2 separate regions of the Homo sapiens genome follow, and region 1 is linked to region 2. The links are chromatin contacts, found by Hi-C or POLR2A ChIA-PET in ENCODE. All regions are on one chromosome and are shown on one strand. The core of a region is the stretch at or near the end of the contact, and the rest is flanking DNA. Distances in the headings are between cores, read along the strand shown. Region 1 has its middle 56 kb from the start of THUMPD2. Region 2 holds the start of SOS1 (SOS Ras/Rac guanine nucleotide exchange factor 1).

Region 1 (4,087 bases), core at 69-2,568, 600 kb before region 2:
CTTCCTTTGTGATATTGGAATGTATGGAATCGTGCAACACAGAACCAGCTCCTCAATCGTTACTAGGTAAAAGCTTGACATTTTCTGACACCTTTCTTGATTATGTAGGCGTATCGCAGACCCACAGGCTAATTGCTTTAAAGAATAATGAAATTGTACTGAATTTCCTCTTAACTCATTGTATTCTTACTCATCTGGCTCCTCAAAGGAACTGGTTTTGTAGGGGTGTTTGGGATAGGGTTCTGAGGGCCACTCACCCGTCCCACCCCGCATGGCTCTACATGGCTGTCCCTCTAGCTCACCCTCGGTCTTTCCTCATCTTCATTTCACTTCTCTTGAAAACCATTCCCCTACTCCTGTGAACACTCTTTAAACTGTTACTTTATTTGGAGAATTCTTTGTTTAAGAACTGGTTCATCCCTTGAGTCAATACTGTATTAATCACATGCGTCATCTCCCCCAGATTACCTTTCACAGTTGGTTTAATTTCAATTCCCAAGTCCAGTTTATTTGAGAAACATGTTGGCATGATAGCGATTTACCATCGTCACCACAGAGTCCTGTAAAGTAGAGGCTGCTCGACATGTTTGCAGGAATATAGATACTTGGACATGCTGACCTCAAAATCTACCTCGCTTTTTTGCTGGGGAGGTGAACCTTCTGCCAGAGACTGGCTGAGAGATCTTGGGTTAATGCTCTGAGTCTCTGTTCCTCTGCTGTCAAAGAGAGATGACCATTATAGTTTCCATATGCCTCCGAGGCTGTCTTGAGGTTTGTTTTGGTTTGGTTATGGGGTGTTTTCTAAGTCACTGCACAGCGACCAGTCTCTCAAAGGGAAAATACGAAATGAAGTACTGTACTTTCCTTGAGATATAATAAAAAAATTTGGAAGGTTTCCTTGTTTTGACTCCACATCAGATGGTTTTATTTTATTGTTAGTGTAACTTAATATGTTATGTTTTTTAAATTAGTTCACATTCAACTTGGATAAAGGAAATAAAAGTTTGTAGAGGTGTTCAAAGTGATTTTCAGGCTTCTTAAATGTGTGGTTATTACCAGCATTCTTGCAGGGCCACACATCAAGACAGTCAGGGAGAAAGGACGGAAATTCATGAGTCTTTGAGTTGCTATCCTACCTCTAACCGTAAGGCTAGATAGCCTCTTTTTTTTTTTTGAAATAATTACTTTCATCTAATAATTTAAAAAATGCCGTCAGGGATGCTGTCACAGGACAAAGTAAGGAGGACATACCCACTTAAATAGAGATCTTTGAGCAGCCCTAGTAACACGGGAATTTCTCATAATGTTCTGTGGGGGAAGTGCCAAGAAGGTAATTAAAATTGCTGTCATACCTTTAGGCTACTGCAAGCTACAGGGTCTCTTGAAGGTCAGTCACGTAAGGAGAGATTCTGTGCTTACAAAAATAGGTCTGGCATTCTTTACAGAATTACAAAGTGCAGTGTGTGCTCTGGCTTAGAAATATAGAAGCTTGCTTAAAAACTATAGAGCAGTAACTTCCAAAGGGACCCTTGGAAAATGCAGGGGAATGTGAACCTATCTAGATGTATAACATGTTGACAGTAGGCTCAGATAGGGTTAGAAATGCACTATGGAAATGCTGCTGGGTCTTGGGTAGTTGACGTGGATGCTGTGCAGGAAGGTGGAAGGATTTTGGAGTGAGCAAGCTGGAAACCAAATCTTGGCTAGTATCTTAGGGAAGGTTACTCAACCTCTGTGAGCCTTGGCTTCTCTACCCATAAAGTAGGGGCAAATAGTAACAAGATATGGTTTATAAAGGACACAGCCTGACACAGTCACTGAGGAGGTACTGAGGCAGTCCCTCACCCAGGGACTCAGTCTCATTAATGCCAAGAAACAGCACTGGAGAAGCTTTTGAGAATCCGAGCTTTCTCTGCCACTTCTTATTTATGTTTAGTACTTACAAGAATGAAGGAGACCTAAAAGTTAACAATAATATGGCTCCACTGCCATCCTCTTAGAATTAATTAAGTGCTTTATTTATTTACTTATATATCTATTTATTTTTTGAGCAACCAACAGAGTCCAGAACTAACAAATGGCAAATCAGGGCTTAGAGGAGAAATGAGAAAACTTCAACAATTTATTCAGGTCTTTAAGTTCATTTTAAACTCTTGTGATTAACAGATTTAAGCAATATGATAAGTGCAATGTGTTTTACCTGTGGGGAATGAATTTGAAGCCCACTGAAGCCACAGCTGAGTGAAGTTCAGTTCAGGCGTGGCTAGGTTTCTAAAGCAAGTATTTATGTGTTCATCACAATCAACCTAACAGGCAAAGCTATGAGGATGGAAATAAAAGGTGTTTTATGATTAAAGAATGAAATGCCCTGAACTGTGATTGCGTTCTGGGAGCAAGTCAAGGGAGCCCAGGCCCTTTGTGTAGGATCCAGCGGAGCCTCCGTGCACCCTTGCTATAGCAAGGTTTCCATGCCCTTTCCAGAATCCCCAGAGGATGCCACTTCACAGTTAGCCAGATATTGAGGGAATTTACCTCTAAGGTCCTGATTTAGAACACTTGCTGATGAACTTGAGGGTACAGTTCATCCATCCTCACACCCACACTCAAGGCAGTGGCCTGGTCAGACTCTGGGCCAACCAGGATAAGCACTTCACTGGGACAATGGTCTGTTCATTAGGAACATCAGCCCTAAGATGTGGGAGTTTATTCTCAGAATTTCTTAGTGAGCTCCAAAAAAGGGAAATGCTTACCTGAAGCAGACCAATAGTCTATCTGCTGTGATTTAAACTGGGGTTGGCCAGTATGTGACATCTGCCTTTCCCATTCATTCACAAACACTACATCTTTCCCCTTTGTGCCTGGACTGAAATCTTCCCAGCCACCACTAATTGATCAAGTTCACACTTAAACTGAATACTATCTTCAGGTCTTAGATGCACAACTTCTGGAAAACAACTGGAAATCAGAGAGGAATCGGCTGGCAGCTGGGTCAGTTAGCAAGAAGGAGCATTTGGGCCATTGATATTTTCTCAACTACAGTTTTCAATTCCAGTCTCCATTAAATAAACGCTATCCTGTATAACGCTGAGTTAACCATAAAACTTAGCAGTTTTTTCTTTTTCCCCTTTTCCCCAAATTATTGTATCTCCTTTTTGATACAAGAAGCAGTTCCCTTAGTAATTAACCTAACTCTACAAATTCTTTAGGTGTCATCCTTAACTTCCCTTGTTTCCCCACCGCCATGTAACTTACCAGCAAATCAATTCCATCTCTAAAATATGTCCACCTACTCCTGTGCATTTTCATCACCACCCTCTCCATCCAGGCACAATTTTGTCTCCTGGGTTCCTATGCAACTTCCTCCTTCCTAACTGGGTTCTTCTCCTCTAGTGGTGCCTCTTTAAATCCATTCTCCATCCAGCAGCAGTGGCAACACTGATTTTTTTTTTTTTTTTTTTTTTTTTTTTTTTGAGACTGGTCTCACTCTGTCACCCAGGCTGGAGTGCAGTGCAGTGGTGTGATAATAGCTCAATAGCTTCTAGACTCAAGCAATCCTCCTGCCCCAGCCTGCCGAGTAGCTAAGCCTACAGGCATGTACCACCACACTTGGCTAATTTTAAAAATGTTTTTATAGAGACAGGCTCTATTTGCCCAGCCTGGTCTTGAATACCTGGACTCAAGAGATCCTCCAGCCTCAGCCTTCCAAAACACCGGAATGACAGGTGTGATCCACCACACCTGGCCAACTGATAGTCCTAAAGTGGAAATCAGATCACATCATTATCCTTTTTTAGGCCGTTTGTTTTCAATTACCAGAGTAAAACCCAAACTCTTTACTGTGACCAGCAAGCCTCTGCCTACCTTGGCAACCTCACCTGCACCACTCTTCCCTTGTTCTTTCTGCTCTAGACCCATGGTCCTGTCTCCTTCCTCTCTGCAAAACATTCACTTAGAGACCTAAGAGAAACCAAGCATAGCCAGACCTTATAGTAGCAGGCAGTATTTTATAGTGAATGCTGAAGGGGAGAAAAAAATTGGAAATAAAAACAGAAAAAATGCTATCTTCTTTTATAGCCAGCCAATCTGT
Region 2 (4,336 bases), core at 1,371-3,870:
GATTGTTGATCTCGGCCGGGCGCGGTGGCTCACGCCTGTAGTCCCAGCACTTTGGGAGGCGGAGGTGGGTGGATTGCTTGAGGTCAGGAGTTCGAGACCAGCCTGGCCAACCTAGCGAAACCCCACCTCTACTAAAAATACAAAAATTGGCCGGGCTTGGTGGCGTGCGCCTGTAGTCCCAGCTACTCGGGAAGCTGAGGCAGGAAAATCACTTGAACCTGGGAAGTGGAGGTTGTAGTGAGCCAAGATTCCGCCTGCATTCTAGCCTGGGCAACAAAATGAGACTCTGTCTCAGAAAAAGAAAAAAAAAAAAAAAAGATTGTTTCTCTCTCTCTAGGAGTTTACATTTTATTTGGGGGCAGGAGGGAAACCAACAACCAAAAATAGAGGACTGATTTGATTTAGTGCTAGCAGGAAATAAAAAGAACATAAGGTAGAAATACACAGGTGAGAATTACTTGGAGTGATCGGAGAAGGCCTCTTGGAGGTGGTGATGTTTATAACCAGCCAAGGGAACAGTTAGGGGTTCTAGGCTGAGAGAAGAACAATGTTCTTTAGGCAGGTTGTTGTTTTCTAGGAATAGACAGAAGGCTACTGTGACTGGAGTGTGGTGAGGCGAGGTTGTGAATGGTGAGAAAACATTGAGAATGTGAGCAGGAGCCAGATGCACGCCTTTGTGGGGTACGGTAAGAAGTTTGAAATGTATTCTAAGAGCAATGGGAAGCCAAGCAATAGTTTGGGGTACAGGCTTGATGTTGGTTCATTTGGAACCATACAAACCAATCTCTTCCCCCATATCACAACCCTTTAAATATTTGAAGAGGGCTGACCGGGCGCGGTGGCTCAGGCTTGTAATCACAGCATTTTGGGAGGCCGAGGCGGGTGGATGACGAGGTCAGGAGTTCGAGACCAGCCTGGCCAATACAGTGAAACCCCATCTCTAATAAAAATACAAAAATTACCTGGGTGTGGTGGCAGGCGCCTATAATTCCAGCTTTCATTCCACACACTTTGAAAGTGGGGAGTTTTTCAAATGTAAACCAAGTATGTATATTTTTATTTTTTCAATAAAACAATAAAGATGGGTCTCGCCAGCCTGGTCTCAAACTCCTGAACTCAAATGGTCCGCCCACCTCGGCCTCCCAAAGTGCTGGGATTACAGGCGTGAGCCACTGCGCCCGGCCGGTCTGTGTGTATGTGTGTGTGTGTGTGTGTGTGTGTGTATATTTTTTTTTGAATTGAAACGGAGTTTTGGTTTTGTTGCCCAGGCTGGAGTGCAGTGGCATGATCCCGGCTCACTGCAACCTCTGCCTCCTGGGTTCAAGCGATTCTCCTGCCTCAGCCTCCCAAGTAGCTGGGATTACAGGCGCCCACCACCATGCTCGGCTAATTTTTGTATTTCTTATGGAGACAGGTTTTCACAGTGTTGGCCAGGCTAGTCTGGAACTCCTGACCTCAGGTGATCCATCCGCCTCGGCCTCCTAAAGTGCTGGGATTACAGGCATGAGCCACCTCGCCTGGCCGGCCTGTGTATTTTTAAAGGAAATAACCTAAGAGTTGTTTTTCCAGATTTTCAAAGAGGTCCTGTAAAGATTAAGAACCACTGAACCTTTCTCGTTTATGTGATCCTGGTTACTGTTCTCAGGAATAGCAGGACACAATGTCAGCTTTAACCCAGGCTAGTTCCTCTAAACTGCCTTCTTATCGGTGAAATGAAAATAATAGGGTTGCTATGGGGATTAAATGAGATGATACTCAAAAAAATGATAATTAATGATAAATCATAAGGTGTCTGCCACAAAGTGCCCCTATTATAAACAAACAGTGGCCTGGAGGGACAGTTTATAAATACTGCTCCTTTAGCATTCCACTAACATTGACTGAGTGCCTGTTCTACACTGTGTAGAGGCCCTGGTGAAAAAGATCTGCCTTCCAGTTTATTATCTAGTCGAAAGAACCGCAAAAGATAACAAAACACAATAGACTGAACGCCCTGAGAGGGGCATAAGTGCAGTGCTCTAGGAGCTGTAAAAGAGGTCTCGATATCCACTGGAGGAAAGTGCTTACTGGAGTTCATTTCTGGAGTGGGTTTAAAAGATGAACAGAGGGAATCTAAAACATTCACACAAAATCAATACTACACGTACACATTTTATTATTTTGTGGAAAGACCACTTAGAAACACCGCAATCACTTCTACTACTCAGCAGATACTGAGCAGTAGGTTTCGTGACAGAGCACCTGTCTTTTGTCCAGTCTGTTTACTATACATTGCGTGCTCTGGGCAGTCCTTATCTTCGTGTTCAGGAACAAAGTACACACACCCCTTTCCGAAACGAAGGGCCCAGGGACTCCGAGAAGGGTGGGAGCCCTCACGGCCAGGCCACACAATGGGGAGCCTCTTTACCCTAGTCATCACCCACCCTTGCAGGCCCCACTTTGCCAGGGTGCGACTTCTCGGGCCCCTTCGCCCCTCCCCTGCAGCCCCCAGGAGCGCAGCCACAGCCCGGCCGGGCGCCCTCCCTGTCTCTCTCTCTCTTTCTCTCTCGAGCTTTCCTCCTCCTTCACCGGGAGCCGGAAAACCCGGAGCGAACCAGCCCAGCACGGCAGCGCATGCTCAGTAGCGAGCAGGTTCAGTTCGCTAGTAGGAAGCTCCAGCGCTACACCGGCGGCGGCGGTGGCGGCGGCGGCCGCGGCGGCACCTCAGGGCAGCCAGATTCCCCAACAACGACCTCCGGTCCTTCCCCTTCCCCGCGAGACCTCCGCCCCAGCTCCGCCCCGCCCGGGGCTCTTGCGTTTCGGAGTCCCAACTACGCGGAGCGGGCGCCGCGGCCGGAGCGTCCCTCCACACGTCCTCCCCCAGCCGCCAGCTCCGCCGCGGGGCCAGACCGGGCCCGGGAGTGCAGCCCCGGCGGGCGGGCGGCGGCCGCGGCAGAGGGCAGCCCGGGGCGGCGCCGGCGGGCCGGGGAGGGGCGGGGGGCCTGGCCCCGGGGCGGTGGTGCGGGATGCCGCCGCCTCCGGGCCGCGTCCGTTCTCCACGGCTGGTACCTGTGTCGGGTGGGTGGCCAGGCGCGGGCCTCGCCCCCCAGCCCCCTCGCCAGGGCTAGCCCGGCTGCGCGGCGCCCGGAGGGGGCCGGGCCGTCCGGTGGGGCCGCGGCCCTGTTCCGCGCTGCGAGCTCGCCCTCTCGCGGCTCCCTGGCCCGGCCGCCGCCGCCCCTCTCCCCGCCCAGAGGCGCCCCGGGGGCACCATGCAGGCGCAGCAGCTGCCCTACGAGTTTTTCAGCGAAGAGAACGCGCCCAAGTGGCGGGGACTACTGGTGCCTGCGCTGAAAAAGGTGAGGAGCACGCGGGACCCCGCTTCCCGGCCGCAGCCCCCCAGCGCGGGCGCTGGGGAAGGGCTGGGGAGGCGGGGCGCGCGCAGGGCCGTCTTTCTTCCCGGTCTCGCCGCGTCTCCAAAAGGACGGCGCACACGGAGAGGCCCCCCTCATACGGCTGGCTCTCGGTGTTGACATCCACCGGGTGTGTGGGAATGCCGCAGGGAGCCGGGGGGAGTTTATCCGGATAATCCAACCCCTGAGAGGTGAATGCTTTGCCCTTTGATTCCAGGACAACAACAGTTGGAGGAGCCTCAGTTTTCAGCGGAGGTCAAAGCAGGCCACTTTTCCGTCTTCTTGGTCTTAGCCCGGAGCTGCTGTCAGCCTACCGTTTTAGGTGTCCAGTACGCTGGTTTTAGTGGCTTGAGAATGCCCTGGCCGTAAGGCTTGCTCAAAGGAATTGCGAGCTCGCCTGCCAGTAGGAACGTGGCCTGCTCTGCTCGCCGTCAGTATTCACTCCTCATTCTCCTGGTTTCCCCCGCTCCTCCGATTAACAGGGGCTGGTGCACATGCTACCAATTTCAGGGGGGTTTTGTTTTGTTTTTGCAGCGTTCGAGATTCTTGGTGCTGTCATTTGGCTTGTTAAGAATTTTTAGCCTTTGTATGTTTAAGTTTGCTACATTGTTACCTGAAGTTACATACCCCCGATCTGTGCTTTTAAATGTTTTAGTATAATTAGGAAGTGTTCTTACGTTTTTAAAGCTTCTAAAGCAGCAGTGTGACAACCAGACTATTTTTGTTTTCTTTTCTTCATTTACCTTTTCTGTAAAGATTGCTTTACTCTTCTAATAGTGTTTCTAAATCCCAGTTTCTTGCTGCTCAAAGAATGTTTCATGCTAACTGCTTCTACTAAGAATGGAGATTATGTTTTACCTTTTATGCTAAACATTAAAAGGTGTCTGATATTTCTCAAAGGCCAGTAACTTTTACTTTCCCTTTTGCCCTGTTCTCCTCCGGTCCCT

The links. A loop is a pair of places that touch in the nucleus more often than their neighbours do. ChIA-PET counts read pairs that join two places held with the same protein, here RNA polymerase II (POLR2A). Pooled maps may share reads with other maps.
Region 1: a loop to region 2 is called in a map of heart right ventricle, with 3 times the contacts of the local background. The contact joins the enhancer-like site here to the promoter of SOS1 in region 2. A Hi-C loop is called at or near these places in 2 of 168 maps with a recorded cell type or tissue (chondrocyte and heart right ventricle), 2 of 37 single-sample maps with no recorded cell type and 9 of 50 pooled maps. POLR2A ChIA-PET finds 5 or more read pairs at or near these places in 2 of 52 experiments (OCI-LY7 and activated CD4-positive, alpha-beta T cell).

What each region holds. Positions count from the first base shown.
Region 1 is chr2:39,721,369-39,725,455 of GRCh38, reverse strand. It overlaps a transcript of TMEM178A not described here. Among named protein-coding and RNA genes, the nearest start is that of THUMPD2, 56 kb to the left of the region's middle. RefSeq lists enhancers at 3,434-3,933, 3,934-4,087. Within about 2 kb of position 1,318, at least 3 of the 41 ENCODE cell types and tissues checked have a DNase peak (open chromatin) inside an H3K27ac peak, as active enhancers do.
Region 2 is chr2:39,119,335-39,123,670 of GRCh38, reverse strand. It overlaps SOS1 (SOS Ras/Rac guanine nucleotide exchange factor 1), which reads left to right and starts at 2,620. Exons shown (of 23, transcript NM_005633.4): 1 at 2,620-3,335. The coding sequence starts at 3,249. RefSeq lists a silencer at 2,751-3,470 and an enhancer at 3,671-3,750.